2 separate regions of the Homo sapiens genome follow, and region 1 is linked to region 2. A link is a loop called in an ENCODE intact Hi-C map of the cell type or tissue named here. Cell type or tissue: PC-9. All regions are shown on one strand. Each heading gives the region's core, and the rest is flanking DNA. Links, peaks and the distances in the headings are about the cores only.

Region 1 (9,086 bases), core at 3,432-7,431, 76 kb before region 2:
ATTACATATGGTGTTATTCCCACTTTATAGGAAACTGGGACACAAAGAGGCAAAGTGACTTGCCCCAGGCCACACTTCTAGAAAGTGCCAGAGCTGTAGGTGAAGACCTGGCCTCTAGTTTCAGGGTCTTCCTCTTCATTATTGCCTCCCTGCCGCTCTATGCCTTTGAGCCAGCCCACCTGTCTCAGTCTCTTCCACCCTCTGTGTCTAGCTCAGACTTCACCTGCCACACCAGCCATTCTCGTCCCATGCTACTCTGCCAGTCAGCTGTCATTTCTTCTCCCCTCCCTTGAAACCCATAGCATTTCTTTATAATACTTATTTTACCTGGTTTTCTATGTTTTTATTTAATGGATTTGTCTTTTCCAAGGTATTCAGACTTCAAATCAGCTTGTAAGGTAGAAATCATACATGGTCAAAACTACCCAGGCATACATTTTAGGAAGGAAGACTGGTTAGGTTTGGGTTTGCAGTTCAGTACACTCAGTTTTTTTCTTCTACATTAGGCAAATCACTATTTCAGCATCAGATCAGCCCCAGATCATTAGTTACCAAATCAATAGTTATTTCAGCACCAAATCAGAACCACGTGAAATAGCCGCTTGTGTTTTGGGGCCATGTTACAGAAAAAATGCTAATCTTCAACATTGGATGAGCTTGTTAAGTGTAACAAGATACCCTCTAGGAGACACACAGAAATGAGGCAGACTGCAGGAGGCACCTCTTCTGCTTAGATAAGCACTGCCACACTGCATACTTCCCACTCCATACTTCCCACTCTGGGGCTCAGCCTGCATGGCCATAGGTGGCAGCCCTGTAGCAGGCACGTTGAGCTCCTTTCCAAGGCATTTGCTCATTGAGAGGAATGGCAATTGTTCTCCATTTTCAAAGCTTAAAGAAAACTGGTTTTATTTTAACAGCTTTATTAAGATATAATTCACTTACCATATGTCTCCCATTCAAAGTATCTAACTCAATTATTTTTAGTATATTCATAGAGTTGTACAACCATCACCACAGTCAATTTTAGAACATTTTTGTCACTCCCAAAAGAAACTCTCTACCCATTAGCAGTCACTCCCTATTTCCCACAACCCTTAGTCCCAGGCAACATCTAATCAACTTTGTCTCTATGGATTTTTGTGTGTTCTGAACATGCCATATAAATGGAATCATAGAATATGTGGTCTTTGTGACTAGCTTCTCATTTAGCATAATGTGTTCAAGATTCACCTATGCTGTAGCATGTATTAGTACTTCATTTCCTTCTACCACCAATATTCCATTGTATGGCCATATCACATTTTATATATCCATTAACCAGTTGATGGATATTTGGGCTGTTTCCACTTTTTTAGCTACTATGAATAGTGCTGCTGTAAACATTTGTCTACAAGTTTTTCTGTGGATATGTTTTTATTCCTGTTGGTTATATACTTTGCAATGGAATGGTTGGATCAAATAGTAACTCTATGTTTAACTTTCTGAGGAATGTTGGGACTGTTTTCCAAAGTGGCTGCCAGCACCATTTTACATTCGCACTAGCAATGTGTGAGGGTTCCAGTTTCTCCACATCTTCACCAACGCTTGTCTTTTTGAGTATAGGCATCCTAGTGGATGTGATGTGGTATCTCATTGTGGTTACGATTTGCATTTCTTAATGGCTAATGATGTTGAATATCTTTTCATGTGCTTATTGGCTATTTATATATCTTTTTTGGAGAAATGTCTATTCAGATCCTTTGTCCATTTTTAATTGGATTATTTGTCTTTTTGCTGTTGAGCTGAAGGAGGTTTTTTTGATATGTTCTGGATAGTAATCCTTTGAGATAATGATTTACAAAAATTTTCTCACATTTCCTGGGTTTCTTTTCACTTACTTGATAGTGTCCTTTGAAGCACAAAAGTTTTCAGTGTTTTTTGAAGACAGGGTCTTGCCCTGTTGCCCAGTTGGAGTGCAGTGGTGTAATCATAGCTCACTGCAGGCAGCCTTGAACTCCTGGGCTCAACCAGTTCTCCCACCTCAGCCTCCTGAGTAGCTGGAACTACAGCCATGTGCCACCACGCCTGGCTCATTAAATTTTTTTTTTTTTTTTTTTTGGTAGAGAGAGGGTCTCACTATGTTGCCTAGGCTGGTCTTGAACTTCTGGGCTCAGGCAATGCCTCCCAAAGGATTACAGACATGAGCCACTACACCAGGCCAAAAGTTTTAAATTTTGATGAAGTCCAGTTTACCTACTTTTTATTATTTGTTTATTTAAGTAAGTTTTGGGATTATAGGCATGAACCACTGTGCCTGGTAATTTTTCTTTATTGCTGGTACTTTTATTGTCACCTCTAGTAAGATTTTGCCTAACCCAAGGTCCTGAAGACTTACACCTATGATTCTTCTAAGAATTTTGTAGTTTTAGGCCGGGTGCAGTGCCTCACGCCTGTAATCCGAGCACTTTGGAACACCAAGGCAGGTGGATCACGAGGTCAGGAGTTTGAGACCAGCCTGACCAACATAGTGAAACCCTGTTTCCACTAAAAATACAAAAATTAGCTGGGCATGGTGGCGCGTGCCTGTACTCCCAGCTACTCAGGAGGCTGAGGCAGGAGAATCACTTGAACTTGGGAAGTGGAGGTTGCGGTAAGCCGAGATCGCTCCACTGCACTCCATCCTGGCAACAGAGCGAGACTCCATCTCAAAAAAAAAAAAAAAAAAAAAAGAATTTTATAGTTTTAGCTCTTATATTTAGGTCTGTGATGTCTTTGGAGTTAATTTTTATGTAAGGTGTAAGACAGAGGTCTAAATCCATTATTCACAAACAAAACTCTGGATATCCAGTTGTCCCAGCACTATTTGTTGAAAAGACTAGTCTTTCCCCATTGAGTTGTCCTGGCATGCTTGTTGAAAGTAAAAATATTTAGTTTTTGCCAAGCATATATAGTTGATTTCATAATAGATAAATACAGATATTAAGCACCTCTGTTGTATGTCTTATCTGCCCTATTAAGGTTATAAACTCCTTAGGGCAAGAAAAAGTCATGTCCTATTTATCTTTACTTCTCTTTAGCATCCAGCTCAGTATCTACTATATACTGGTCTTGTGAGTGCATCAGAGCCAGCTGTAGAGACTTAATCAATGAAAATGTGAGAGAATATTCCTTTTGGTCAGTTAAGTGTGTTCCAGATCCTGCCAATGAGCTTATATCACTAATACTGTAGTAAGCAAATCGTATAGTGATTTACCTTCTGTGTATTTAAAAAACAAAGTCTCAGTGTGATGCATCTGTGTTTGTCACACTAATCATCCCTTTTAATGGAGAGCTCCTATCAGGCACGTAAGCTTGGGTCTAGCCATCCAGAATTTAAGAATGGTTTGTCTTCAAGTGTTTTCATCACTTGGATAATGAAAGTTAGGGAAACACCTAAGGGAGGGTTTCTCCCACCTTTTGTTTTTAGTTTTTTCTATTAATTTCCTTCATTTGTGGTTTTATTTTTGAACAGATAATACATTGACATGATTCAAAAGTCCAAAGGTATCCAATAAAAAGGCTCCATCACTCCAATCTTCCAGCCGCCTGGCTCCCTGCCTTGGGTAAGAGTTGTTATTGATTTCTTCTGTGTTCGTCCAGAGGTAGCTGATGCATATACAAAATAGTATTTTCTGTACTTTCTTTTCCCTGTTTAATCTTCCCCCCTTTTATTACACAGATGGCCCCTTATCTTCGCCTGATTCTCCCTTGCTTTGGAGGGTCATCTTCTTGATTCTGGCTTGCCTGTCTAGACTTGCAGTGGCCTTGATGGCCCGCTTGCTAAGATCCTTGGTCATCCTACCTCTGTGGTGCTGTTTCAGGCCTTTGGATTAATTAGCAAGGTGTGTGAAGAGGCTGTGCTTCAGGGTAATGCTGCTGTGTGTGGACTGCTTTTGGCCTCAAGGGACAGAACACCCAACTATCAGAGGCTTAACAGCCCAACCATGTATTATCTTCCTGCACAAGAAGACTGCAGGCAGACGAATGCTGATATAGTGTGCTATTCCACCTGTGTCTGAGCAGATGGTGGCTTCCCCACAGTTCTGTGGCCTTTTCCCTCATGGTCACAAGGCATCCAGTCCTCACATCAGCACCTCAAGCAGGAAAGACACTTCTCCAGCCACTTTTGCACATGTCTCATTGGCTGGAGCTGAGACCTGTGACCATCTCAGACCCACCACTGTAAAGGACAGTAGGATTACCATGGTTTCACTAGATTGGGCACAGCTTCCCCTGAGGCTGCCAGAAGAGCCTGCCTTTCCTGAGATCAGAGGCATGAAGTAAATGCCTACAAAACTAGGACTCCACTGGCATGAAGGAAGGTAGGAGCTTTAGAGGGGAGTGGCTGCTAGGGCGCCAATGAACAGTGTCTACCCCAGGATCTTTATAGTCAAGACGGTGGAAGAGGCCAAGACAGACATACACGCACAGAGGTCTCAGACCAGCAGGGCCATTTCTAGCACAAGAGTTAGAAGCAGTAATACTCTAATTTGGCCTGAGGCAGTGGTAGCATTGAAGTGACAATATTCATTCTTGCCTGGTTTCATGAAGTAGAACTAGATCCCTGAAGTTTTTTCTTTAAGGGATTTTCTCCTGGAAATGCATCCTCTAGGAGAACACTTAGTTGCAATCTGCTTGTTAGAAGACAGAGATGCATCTGCTGGCCTCCTGCCTTGTGTATGGTTTTGGAGTCCAGTTGAGCAGCTGGGCATCAGGCGAGGGGTCAGGACTGGAGCAAGGGCTGCCTTCAGTCTGTAGAAAGATGCTGATCTGGAGAAGATGCTGCTGGCAGCCCTGCTTTCAGAGCCAGATGCCAGTGTTCTGCGCCCATGCTGAGAGGCCTGCATTATCCCGGTACCCAGCCCATTTCATCCATCTGCCTTTCATTCTTGCCATTCCCTCCTTCTTTATCCTTGTCTCTCTCAACTTCATTTTCCCACTCTCTTTTTTAGCCTCTTGGAGCTGAGATCCAGAGGCCCAAAGTCTTTTTCTTTTCTTGCAGCAAACAGTATTAGGAAGCCCTTGTCTTTGCCAGCAGTGAAGGGGAAAAGCCTCTTCTTGGAGGGTGGAGATTAGGGGAGGGTCTGGGAGTGTCACACGAGAAATGAGAAACAGATGTAAGATCTGCGGCTGAGCCCAGTCAGAGGAGTTGGCGGGTGGGGAGAGGGAAAAGAAGACTGGAATTTGGTGGTGGTAGTCATTCGTGTGTTTAATACTTTTGTGGCTTTACTGGTGTTCATGAAGCAAACTGCTCCCAGCAAGGCAGTGAACAACAAGCCAATGATTAATTGCCCTTTCTAAATTGTAATTATGTCACTCACCAGAACCCGTGAACATTAATTCTCGATTTACATAGTGAGTAATTGAATAATGAAGGGGCTGCCTGTTTGTTGTGCTCTGTTCTTACTCTTGCATTTCTACAGTGCCAGGCCCTTCTGTCTCTCCTAGTCTTTGGATGTTGCCCACTTCCCTGTTGGTTTTAGTGTCTGTTCTGGCCTCTGACTGCGAGCTGTCTGACATTACATTTCATTGACGGTTGAGTAAGGCCCAGGCCGATGTCATACGCTTTAGAGAAAGGAGGCCAGCCGTTTCTGATTCCAATCCGATGCTGCCTTTCATTAAATTTCTTCAATGAAAGCCTGCTCTGCCTAACTCAAGCAAAATGATGTGAATTTACTACAAGGATACAGGGAAGCTCACAGAAGCAAAGGGAAAGTTGAAGAAGCAGGCCTTAGAAGAAGAGAGCTAGACTCAGGGTCCAAGGTGGGGGCATCAGTAGGCAGGTCCTCCCGCAGACACCACTCTAGAATGAATCAGCTCCAGCGTTTCCAGTCTGCCATCTCATACTTGATTGCTTCAAATTCCTGAGCAAGTCACACCCTTGGCAGTGGAGGGTGGAGCACTTCGACTGTCTTGCCAGGAATCAGGAATGCACACATTGTGGGAGGAAACAGTCATTCTTCCCTCCACCCCCAAAACACACATAATCAACAGGCTTTTACCAGAAGGGGGAATGGATGCTGGGCAGGCAGATGATTTTTGTATATGGTGTAAGGTAGGGGTTCAGTATCAATCTTTTGCATATGGCTGGTCAGTTAGTCCAGCACCATTTATTGAATAGGGAGTCATTTCCCCACTGATTATTAACTATAGTCACCATTCTGTACATTAGATATCCAGAACTAAATTCATCTTATATGTGAAAGTTTGTACTCTTTGACCTACCTCTCCCCTACCCCATAGCCTCTGGCATCCACCCTTTGTTTCTCTAAGTTCTACATATAAGTGAGATCATGTAGCATTTGTCTTTCTGTGACTGGCTTATTTCACCTAGCATAATGTCATGTGATCATCTCAATAGCTGTAGAAAGCATTTGACAAAATTCAACATCCTTTCATGATAAAAATCGTCAGCATTCATATAGAAGAAATGTTCCTCAGTATACAAAGGCTACATATGACAAGCCCACAGCTAATGTTATACTGAACAGTGAAAGACTGAAAGCTTTTTCTGTAAGATCAGAAACAAGGGTGCCCACTCTTGCCACTTCTATTCAACACAGGGCTCGAAGTCCTAGCCAGAGCAGTCAGGCAAGAAAATGAAATAGAAAGCATCCAAATCAGAAAAGAAGTTAAGTTGTCTCTGTTTGCAAATGAAGTGGTCTTATATATAGAAGTTCCTAAAAACTTCACCAAAAAACTGTTAGAACTGTAAAATTGCAGGATGCAATATCAACATAGAAATATCAATTGCATTTCTATATACTAATAATGACCTATCTGAAAAAGAAATTAAGAAAACAATCCCATTTACATAGCATCAACTTTAGGTTTTGAGATGTTTTTCCATTAGTGAGGCTACTTGGTTTGGAGCCTCAGAGGCCTTTTTGATCAGCAGCTGTGATCTGTAAGGTAGAGGGCTGTGTGAGAGGTGCAGCTTGGGGCCATGATCAGGCATGCAGGCCTGCCATTTTACGTGGTGGGAGGGGGGTCTGGTACAAACTGGGATTAAATTCATGAGATTGTCCTTGTTAAGGAACTTGGATCAGAAAGAGATAAGTAATTCAATACTTTTGGGGGAGGGTAAGAGGGCACTCTTAATATGAATGGGGAGAATCTGTTTGAACCTTTTTTTGTATCCCCACTGCACTCATTTTTCTGTTGACCTCTCCTGGAGACACTATGTCTTGTACATGGAGAACTCTTGACAGCTGCCTGCAGGTAGCTTTCTGTGAGAGTCAGTAGATGTGCTTGCCACAAATAGGATGGGCAGGAATCTATTTCACACTCCCCACCGCCTCATGGTTTTCTTTTCCTCAGTGGTGCCCATCTTTATTCTCCATAAGAAACCCAGGCTTCTATCAAGATCTTGAACAACAAAAGTTTTCTCTGACCACAGTTCCACTGTTTTGCTCTTCGTGCTCTCTTTCCTATTGAACTTTCTCTTTCCTTTCAATGCATTCTGAAAACTTCCCTGTTCTCAGCCCAGCAGCCTCTTCCTGTTTCCTTTGTCTTCCCACCCAGGGCAGACCCCCTTGTCAGCCATTGTGGATGTCACTCTCCTCCTGCTAGCACTCATTATACATAATACCTGCCCCCACTGCCTTGCTGCTGCTTTCTGCCCCCAACTGTGGAATGTGGCTGGAGAAAGCTTTGGTGCTAATTTGTAGACTACCTGGTGTACTCCACACAGAGCTGCCCAGCCTCAGTGCTGCTCAGCAACAGCACCGTCCCACCCTCACTCATGCCCCATATAATTTTCCCACAGAAACTTTTCACACCTTTCCCTGTTCAGGCATCCCCCAGTGTCAGCAGATACCACTGCCTCTCAGTTCATGGAAGAAAAAAGGGGCCAAATAATCTGACCCCTCCTCCCCCAGTTTCACGCTTTCACATTAGTGCCTGTCTCTTCACTCACTATTTTCCTTTCATACTTGTGATCCTCACTGGATTTTGAGAGGTTTTTTTGGACTTTTATATACCAATTGTCATTCCTTTTGCTTGTGTTTTTCATTTTCCCCTCCCTATTGATTCCTTTTCCTTAGCTTATATATTTTCCCAGAATTTCCAAAGTACTTTATGTATTTATTTTTCCTGCTTCTAGTGGTTTAGAAGCTGTGTATTCTTCTATTCTCCTTGTGATTATACTTATATATTTACAAAAATGTTTAATTCCCATGTTTCCTTCATCCAGTTTTTCTCCAGTAATGTCATCTTGCACAACTTGCACGGCCATAGTACAGAGTTTCTCAGCCTCAGCTCTGGTGACATCTTGGGTTGGATGCTTCTTTGTTGTGTGGCTGGCGGGTGGTGACTGTCCTTTTCATTATAGAAAGTTTAGCAGAATCCCTGGCCTCTACTCACTAGATGCCAATAACACTTTTCTAGGTGTGCCAACCAAAACAATCTCCAGATGTTTCCATATCTCCCGTGGGCAGCAAAGTCACCCTGGGGCAGGGGGCAAAATCACCCTAGTTGGAAACTGCTTTGTGTTAGTTTTCTATTACTGCTGTAACAGATTACCAGTTAGTGGCTTCAAACACATGAACATTTTATCTTCTAGCTCTCAGAAGTCTGACAGTCACTCTTGCTCCCATAGTCAAGGGAGAGCATAACACAGTGATGTGAATACCAGAAGGGGATCTTTGGGAGCTGCTTGCCACAAATGTTGTACATTTCCCTCTGAGCTGTGCTTTAGGTACAGCTCATAGTTTGTTTTTAAATTGTAAAATTTACATAATATAAAATTAACCATCTTAAACATTTTAAAGTATACATTAACTAGCATTAAGTACATTTACCATGTTTTACAGCCGTATCACTATGCATTTCCAGATTTTTTCATCATTGCAGACTCTATCCATTAAATAATAACTGTCCCCAATTAAATAATAAATGTCCCAATTTTTCCTCCCCCCAGCCCCTGGTAATTTCTACTTTGTTTCTTTTATACATATATATAAGTAGATATTTATCATACTTTAAGTTCTAGGGTACATGTGCACAACGTGCAGGTTTGTTACATATGTATACATGTGCCATGTTGGTGTGCTGCACCCATAAAC
Region 2 (9,086 bases), core at 3,307-7,306:
GTAACTTGCTTATTTTTTGGTTTAATTTGTGGATCATGACAGATTTTTCAAAGAAATGGCTTAAAATGTGGGAGGGGATGGTTGGGAGGTTAAAAAAAAATTGTTCCCCCTCATGCCTGAGACAGCATGCCAAGCAACCTGAGCCATCAGCTTATTGCAGGCAAATCTTCGCAAATCATTTGTCATGGTTTGGAGCTTTGAAATTGACAGTTTGCTTGAGGGGCCTGATTTCCACAGGGGTTTTCTCCTGTGGCATGCCACAGTGGAGGCTGACAGAAATATGGGTTTCTGGATTTCCAGGCCATGGGGAAAAGAGGGAGGTTCTTCCTTGCCCCATCAACACCTGCTTGTCCACCTTTGCCGGTGTTTAGGGGATGGCCAGAGTTGACATGCCATGAACACAGCGTGCTGATGGTGATATTCCATAGTCTGAGGAATGGCAGTGCACCTCTGAGCTGCTTTCCGAGTGGCCCTTAACAAGTAAATCTTTCACAGAGCAGTCTCATGCACAGGTTTGACTGTAGCTTATAATGACAAGGATTGTGATTTGAGATCCCAGAAAAGGGTAAAAAAAATTCCACCAGCCATAGCTCTAATTATCACAGTTGCCGATATGTTCATAGGCACAGGGTTTTGGTTTTGTCTTTTTATTTGTGCAATTCTTTGGTCTCCTTTGTGCTCCCCATGTTTCCCTTCCTGGGCTTGGCTGCTAGAGGCATGTGTACATATCTCTGTTTCAGGCAGAAAGGAAAGAGCCTCGCAGCATTTTTGCCTCTCTAAAATCTGTTTTCCTCTTGTCATTCTCCCCTCTCATCTCTACCCTAGTTCTCCTCCTAGAAACCAAGTCTCTGCTTTGCTAAAGGAGAGGAAATTCTGGATGAGTCTTCTTGCTCTTCATTAAGTGAAGTCCAAACTCCTTGCATATGCAGGTGTGGGCTTTTTAAAAATCGAGGTTTCCTAGATGATTGTGAAGAGTTATTAAATGCTTCCAGAAGGAGGTGCAAAAGCATGATCTCCTTTCTGACTCTTAAACACAGCATTTTGCTGGTGATAATAAAAAAAAAAGGAGAGCACCTCCAACATCTCAGGAAATGGAGATTGGTGTGGGAGATAGGAGGATTAAAGGGGAGCCAGGGGGAGAGGCAGAAAGGAGGCAGAAGAATGAGGCTTAATTGTATTAGTTTTGAAAAAGGTTTTTGATCTTCTCCACGGATAATTTTATTCCTGTAATGGCTGGGAAGATGGAAAACACAGCATCTGACAATCTTTTTTTATTAGCTGTTGCTTTTATATGATTCCACTTTCATTTGTTGAATACTCGCAGACCTTGACATTTCCAGCTTCTGTACACACGGCTCCAGGACTTCCCAATCATCACATCCCTTTCCTTTTTCCCCCTATTTCCTTTAAGTTTAGAACTGACAGTAAAAACCTGTTTCGGGGAAAGTTGGATAAGCTGCTGCATCATCCTTGACCACCCAAAATAGCTCAGAGTACAGTCCCGGGTGAGAGCAGGTTGAGATGGGGAGGCTGAGACCTGGGGCTGTTGGCCAAGCCATGGTGTATCCAAGGGGCTGGGTGGAATCCTGCGGCCGTCCACCGTGGAAGCTGGTCAGCCTCCACCTTCTACCTGTTGAGACTGGCAGGTAAGGAAAGCCTGCACAAAATCCAGACTCATTTTCAAGGAGGAAGAGACTTATGGACCCTTTTGTCTGCAGTATTTATTTCCTAGATGATTATTCTTGAGCATGGAAATCTCATTTTGTAGGGCTCCTGTGCTTTATAATCCTTCTGAGTAATTGTTCCTCACAGCCACACTGCAAGATCTGAGTGAGGAATATTGTTTCCATTTCCCCATAGAAAGCAGTGAGCTGTTGACACAGACAGGGGCCTTGTGAGGGTCTTATGGCACCTGAAGAAGCAGCCTGAACTTTGAGTATGGTGTAACTGATGGAGTGTGGGCACCAGAGCCCATGAGCCTTGGCTCCCACACAGCAATTCAGTCACTGTGCCTCCTTTCAGCTCGGTTTCTCCATCTGTAAAATGGAGATGCTAATGCTTTCTGCTGGGAGTTAATGGGAGGATTAAGGGAAATAACACCTGTAAAAGTGTTGGTGCGTGCTGGGCGCCTGGCAAGTGCTGGCTCCTTCCCTGGTGCACAGCAGTACTGGGGGCTCTGTTTCATGTCACAGTGCTTCAGGTTTGGATTAATGGATGAGCATGTGTGCATGCACACATATATGCATGCTGAGATGGATTTTTATCATTAAAGGTGGCCTGACCCCAACACCTGCTCTCTGGGATGGGGAAGCCTTCTCTCTGGGCTGCATCGGGCTTTTCTCTGATGGTCTTGCAGTATCCACTGGGCTGGGGCCATGCAATCCCCAGGTATGTCTGCACATCTGACAGTGTCACAGAACAAGGCCTTTGTCCATTTCTGTAGGCATCTTTGCACGGGACCCCTATTAACTTCAGTAGGGATGGCACCATGTTTGAGAGCTCAAACAAGAGCCTCAGAGCCGGCAAATGAGACATCGGGTTTTATTTGCAGAAAAGTTACATACAGGGACAGTCCAGTGGCAGTGGGATGGACAGGAGAACCGCAAGGTCCCATGGCCGGCTGAGCAAGCAAACCACTGCTCACAAAGAGCATGTAGTTTCCATAGCATTTTCACTTAGCACTCTCCCTAACAGGTTCTACCTGGCAACCTTCATTTAAACCCAGGGGTGGCCAATCTCTTGGCTTCCTTAGGCCACACTGGAGGGAGAATTGTCTTGGGCCACACAAAATACACTAACACTAATGATGGCTGATGAGCTAAAAAACAAAAACAAACAAACAAAAAAAATCACAAAATCTCATAATGTTTTAAGAAAGTTTATGACTGTTTTGGGCCACATTCAAAGCCTTCCTGGGCTGCATGCAGCCCCTGGCCCATGGGTTGGACAAGCTTGATTTAACCCAAAACAAAGGGCCTCAATGCCCTGTACAGCTGTGTTCCATGGATTTTCACTTCACAAGGGCCGGTGGTTCAGATGTTCCTTGTAGATAAGGAATGGATCTCTGGGTTGGCCATTCCCAGATTCCTTAGCTCAGAACTCCAAACACACATTCAGGTGCATCTGCCATACAGGCACATGGACCAGGAAGGTGAGACCCTCGACTGCTTGTGCTGGCTTGAGTCATGGCCGCTGAACCCCTTGCCATCTTAGCTGTGCTCCCACTGCACACCTGGCTCCAGAGCCTTTGCTCAGTTGCCAGTTTGTAATTTTCTGCAGGAAGCAAAAGAAGTAGGAGTGGGATTTACTCACACCATGCCTGGATTCAGGTATTATGGGGCTAAGGGGACTTGTGCCTCTTCAGAACCCCCACACTTTATCGTCTCCTAGTAGAAACCTTGGTGCTGGGTGGCTCTGAAGAAGACCCTGAGAGCCCATGGAGTTGACCACTTGTGGCTGGCCAAGCCCTTGTCTTCAGTCAACCATGGAGCTGAGTAGGGTGGTAGGGATGAGTAGGCTTTGGGGTCCAGCAGACCTCAGTTTAGTTCTGCCTCAGTCATGTAAGCAGCCTTGTGACCCTGAGCATGTCATTATGTTCTCTAGCCTCAGTTTCCTTATCTTTGAAATGGGGATTTAGGACTAACCTGCCAGCTGTTTTGGGGTGAGTGGTAGTTTGTGTAAAGCAACCATCAGAGTACCTGACCTTAGTATCCAGTCCTCTTTCATGTTATTTCTGTCCTCTTCCTCCTCTTTAATAAATGCCTGGCCTTCATTTACTCCACATCAATTTAAGTCTGCTAAATGCCAGGTGCAGAGATGGCTCAGACAGCTGTGGCTCCTGCCTCATGAAACCCACAGTCAGGTTTGGGAGGGAAGGGAGATGCCGAGGATTAGGATGCCAGATGGGAGGATGCCCATATGCAGGCTTCCTGTGAGTAGAGGACCTCCCAGCTCTGTGAAACGCTTCGTCTCACTTTATCCAAACTCAGCAGCTATGAAGTGGAGAAGGTCTTTTTCAGGGTTAGCATCAAAAACCAAGTCAGGAAGAAAGGGAGAAATGTATTCTTCCTGGACTTTGTCTCCTTTCCCCAGGATTGAAGTCTTCCTCCCTGTACCTTTCAGATGCTTCCCTGCACTGCCTCTGAGCAGTCAGCCCTTTCCCCCATTGTACTCCCTGCTGCCGATCGAACTTTCTTAAGAGAAGACCATCATCTGATCCCGAGAGCCCTGCTGTTTTCTCACTGACACCGCTCAACAGACGTCCCTATCCCAGGCACACTGGTCTCTGCCTTGTCCCTTGGTGTGTAGGGAAACACAAGCTACACAAGGTGTTTGGAGGAGGAATTAAATATAGGATTTCCACTTCACAGGAAAAGGAGTGGTCAGCAAATGTGAAAAGAGCTCAGCCTCACTACATATCAGGGAAATGCAAATTACAACCACAACATGATACCATTGCACACTCGGAAGAATGGCCAAAGTGGAAAAGACAGGCAGCTCCAAGTGCTGGCAAGGATGTGGTTTAACCTAAACTCTGAGACACCATTGGTGGAGTGTAAGTTGGCATAGCCACTGTGGAAGATCGATAGCCAGCATCTTTTAAAGCTGAACATGGGTATGCCCCAGGACCTAGCATTCTGCATGTGCCCCCAGGTTCACCAGATGTGCCCCCAGGTTCACCAGAAGAGAGGCTGTAGAATGTCCATGGTAGTGTCATTCACGATAGCCCTGAAAATGAGGAGAGAGGCAAGTGCCGGTGGTATTCATGATAGAGCATTGCTGGCATGAAAGTGAGCCGTCCACAGCTGCAGGTGCTGCTGTTGGAACTCCAGACACACTGCTGAGGAAAGCAGCCGGGTAGGGAAGAGGACCTACAAACTGTGATTCCATCTACAGAAGGGGTGAAGGCAGCACAGCACATCTATGGTGTTAGCAACTGGGATAACAGTTACCCTTTGGGGGCAGCAGTGACTAGCAGGGGTCATGTGGTGGCAGGGGCGGGGGCGGGGGGGAGGGGTGGGTAAGGCTTCCTTTCATGACCTTGGTGTTAGTTACAGGTGTGTTCAGTTGCTGAGAGTTCATCTGGCTGTGCTCTCAGGAAAGAGTCGGCACACGAGGCTTCATAAAAAGTGGGCTGCAGCTGAGGAAGGCAGCCCAGCAGGGGTGCCCCATGGCCTCTGCTGCCCCTCGCTGCCAGGCACCCTCCTCGCTGGCCTGCAGCGCTCTGCTCAGGATCTGCTTTCCAAATCCCAGGGACCTTACAGGCCTTAAACATCCTCTTCCAGGCCCTCCCAGGCCCACCTGTGTTTGCCTCGCCTCCTCGTGTGACTGGAGGACAGACCAGTAGGGATAGGCTACTCGCCTTATGGAGAGACACAGCCAGAATGCGGCAGGCCCACTGTTAGCCCACATCTGTTTGCACCCGGCCCGCTGGGCTCTTGCCTCCTCTGAGTTCTATAATTCTGAGTACCTCCTCTTCTGACCAGGTTGCTCCATGTCCATTCAGTCTAATAGAGTTGCTAAAACCCTGTGTCAGGTGCTGTGAGACAAGGGTCATGGGCACAGAATGAGGGCTGGGTGTGGAGCTACACCTCACTGGAGTGCCCCATAGGCACCGCAGAATCGCCTGCTGCTCCGTTGTCTGTCCCCCGCTGAGGTTTGAGCCCTGTGCATATTCTAGCACTTGCCACACTCTGTCTTGTTAGCGCCTGTGGCTGTCTGCTCTGCATCTGTGAGCACAGTCCTTGCTGGTCTGATTCATCAGGTGATTCATCGCCAAGGGCTGAGGATGCAGTGCCTGGCATAGAGTAGGTGCACAGTAAATGTTTGCAGGAATAAAGAAGGGAACGTGTGTGTATGCAATCAGGAAACAGTGACGCAGCGGGGTTCCAGAGGAGGAGGGAGCCTTTGCCCAGAAGGCTTCTCAGTGGGAGCTGTGTTTGGAGAGAGCAGGATGTCAGTGGGCCGCATGCAGGGCTGGTAGTGGAGAAACTGGGGCTTCTGGCTGGAGAGCTTGGCCCCAGCCAGGTGCTATGTGAGAAGGGAGGCCACAGGTGGTACAGCTGGGAAAACAGGCTGGCCTGAGAAAGAATAATGGTGCCATTAAGAGAAAGAGAAAATTTAGGTGAGCCACTACACTTGGAGAAGGTTGTAAATTTAATTCTAGGCTTGCACGTATGAGGCAGAGATGACCAGCTGATGATTGAGAAGTATCAGACAGGGAGTTCTGTGTCCTACAGAATGACAGTCACTATAATTTTGTGAGCATATGCTATGTGCCAGGCCCTCTTACATAAGTCATCGTGAATCCTTGCAGCAACCCTGTAAGGTAGATTATATTACACATGTTCTACAAATGCAGAAGCTGGGAAGCAGGCTGAAGTAGCTGTCAGAAGCCATGCACACGGCTGATAGATGAAGTCAGGTCTGCGAGACTCCAGAGCCCGCTCTTCCACTGCCACGTGCTGCCTCCCACCGCCTCCCGCATCAGTGAGTGGAGAAGAGTCCAGGAAGAATGTGGTTGGCAGTGCCAAATGCTGCCTGTCAGAGACATTGAGGACGAAGTGAGGCCTCGCTCATGCTGGCGTGAAGGCCCCGTGAGCTGTGTTGAGGATGCATGTCCTGCATTGTCATGGAGACTGATGCTGGGTTCCATGTAGGGTTCAGGTTCCCCAGCACTGGAGAAGGAGGAGGTCTCCAGACACGTGCTCAGTGAGGGGTGTGTCTCGTTGGAAGAGCCGCCACCTGCCTGCCGGTCACTCCAATGTGGCCAGCAGTACTTCTGTGAGTGAGAGAGGCCCAGAGTCTGCACCAGAGATTCAGAGCAGGGTCCCCTACCTTGAGGATGTGAGTGTGAGAGGCCTATAGAGAGAAGCTGCTAGAGCCTGGGGATTCAGAGGGAACTGCTAACAATGACCTGAAAACAATACAGCAGGAAAGCTTCCCTTGGGGAAGAGGCCCACCTTCCACCGTCATGGGGAGCACTCTTTAACCTGCTGAGTGAGGGATCTGAGCCCAAGGGACTTTTGAAGAGTTTTTGAATCAGAGTTTTCCAAACACCGCATGTTCTCACTCACAGGTGGGAATTGACAATGAGAACACTTGGACACAGGAAGGGGAACATCACACACCGGGGCCTGTTGTGGGGTTGGGGAAAGGGGGGAGGGATAGCATTAGGAGATATACCTAACGTAAATGATGAGTTAATGGGTGCAGCACACCAACATGGCACATGTATACATATGTAACAAACCTGCATGTTGTGCACATATACCCTAGAACTTAAAGGATAATAAAAAAAGAAAAAGTTTTTCACAAGGTTAGGCTGAAGAAGGGTACCGCCAACTGGTTAGCCCATTAACACCTTTTTTTTAGTAATGGTACCACCATGAAAGCTACCATTTTGTGTGTTCTCAGCCGTGTATTGAAAGTGAGAAGTGAAATAGCATATTGCTTAGAGATTGACGACTGCCTTTCTTAGCAAGATGAGCTTTTGTGCACTTGTCCTGGTGGGACCAGGTCCTTTGATAAATGTGATCAATGAGACAGGAATATACAAAGAAATTGATAACCATTGACCCAGTCCAGTTCTTTTCACAGATGGCCCAAGGCAGTTAAGTGGTTTGAGAGTTTCCTGGTATTGTAAGCCTTGGGTTTTTAGATTGAGAGGGAACCGAGTTTGAATTAAGACTTTACCACTTACTGGCCTTATAGAGATGATGAAGTCACTTAAGCCCTTGAGCCCTGGGGACTTTCATCTTTAAAAGGAAGACACTAGAGTTGCATTTCCGTTTATGTAATAAAGGACATAACCTACAGGCTAGCCTGCTGTAACATATCCTTGCTACTGCTGTTGTTGTCATTGTTCCTGGAGGTCACACACCTAATGAATAAATAGCAAGGACTCTGCCTCCTTGCATCCCTGTCCACAGACCTACAGTTTTTCCACTATAGTGTGAGGATAGTGGTTAAGGTCACAGGCTCTGAAGTTAGGTACTTTTAAGTCGTGGCTTCCCAACGTGTGTACTAACCGTTATAACCTCAACCAAGTGATTTACTCCTTACTGAACTTCACTTTCTTCATCTATATAAAGTTTCTACTTCGGATCATTATGAGAAGAAATGAGATGGCTCACAGTGTTTATCCAGGAGGAGCTCTCAGTAAGCACTTCATAAAAGATTTCCATTCCCACCCCTGCCCCTGCCACTGCCACCGCCACCACTACCAACACCACCACCACCAGCACCACCACCAGCACCACCACCTCATCCTCCTCATCCTCCATCACTACCTCCACCATTACCACCTCCTCCTCCACCATCACCTCCTCCTCTACTACCATCACCACCTCCCCCTCCTCTACCATCACCACCTTCCCCTCCATGACCATCACCACCTCCCCCTCCACGACCATCACCACCTCCCCCTTCACTACCATCACCACCTCCCCCTCCACTACCATCACCACCTCCCCCTCCACGACCATCACCACCTCCCCCTCCTCCACCATCACCACCTCCCCTTCCTCCACCATCACCACCTCCCCCTCCTCCACCATCACCACCTCCCCCTCCTCCACCATCACCACCTCCCCCTCCATGACCATCACCACCTCCCCCTTCACTACCAGCACCACCTCCCTCTTCACCACCATCACCACTTCCCCCTCCTCCACCATCACCACCTCCCCCTCCACCATCACCACCTCCCCCTCCTCCACCATCACCACCTCCCCCTCCTCCACCATCACCAACTCCCCCTCCTCCACCATCACCACCTCCTCCTCCTCCACCATCACCACCTTCCCCTCTACCACCATCACCACCTCCCCCTCCTCCACCATCACCACCTCCCCCTCCTCCACCATCACCACCTCCTCCTCCACCATCACAACCGCCTCCTCCACCATCATCACCACCTCCTCCTCCTCCTCCATCACCACCTCCTCCTCCTCCTCCATCACCTCCTCCTCCTCTACCATCACCACCTCCTCCTCCTCCTCTACCATCATCACCTCCTCCTCCTCCACCATCACCTCCTCCTCCCCCACTATCACCACCTCCTCCACCACCATCACCACCTCCTC

The links. A loop is a pair of places that touch in the nucleus more often than their neighbours do. Peaks named below come from ENCODE experiments on the same cell type or tissue, not always from the same donor. Only the 100,000 strongest peaks of a DNase experiment are listed, where the experiment ranks them.
Region 1: a loop joins it to region 2, with 2.4 times the contacts of the local background. A loop is called at or near these places in 1 of 110 quality-filtered maps.

Annotation. Positions count from the first base shown.
Region 1 is chr3:126,776,847-126,785,932 of GRCh38, forward strand. The region is part of intron 4 of CHCHD6 (coiled-coil-helix-coiled-coil-helix domain containing 6); the gene reads left to right. Among named protein-coding and RNA genes, the nearest start is that of CHCHD6, 77 kb to the left of the region's middle. In PC-9, for the core only: no CTCF peak of the experiment used is centred there; a DNase peak (open chromatin) is centred at 5,915; H3K27ac peaks cover 1,635 bases.
Region 2 is chr3:126,853,303-126,862,388 of GRCh38, forward strand. The region is part of intron 5 of CHCHD6 (coiled-coil-helix-coiled-coil-helix domain containing 6); the gene reads left to right. Among named protein-coding and RNA genes, the nearest start is that of PLXNA1, 130 kb to the right of the region's middle. In PC-9, for the core only: no CTCF peak of the experiment used is centred there; a DNase peak (open chromatin) is centred at 5,779; H3K27ac peaks cover 1,534 bases.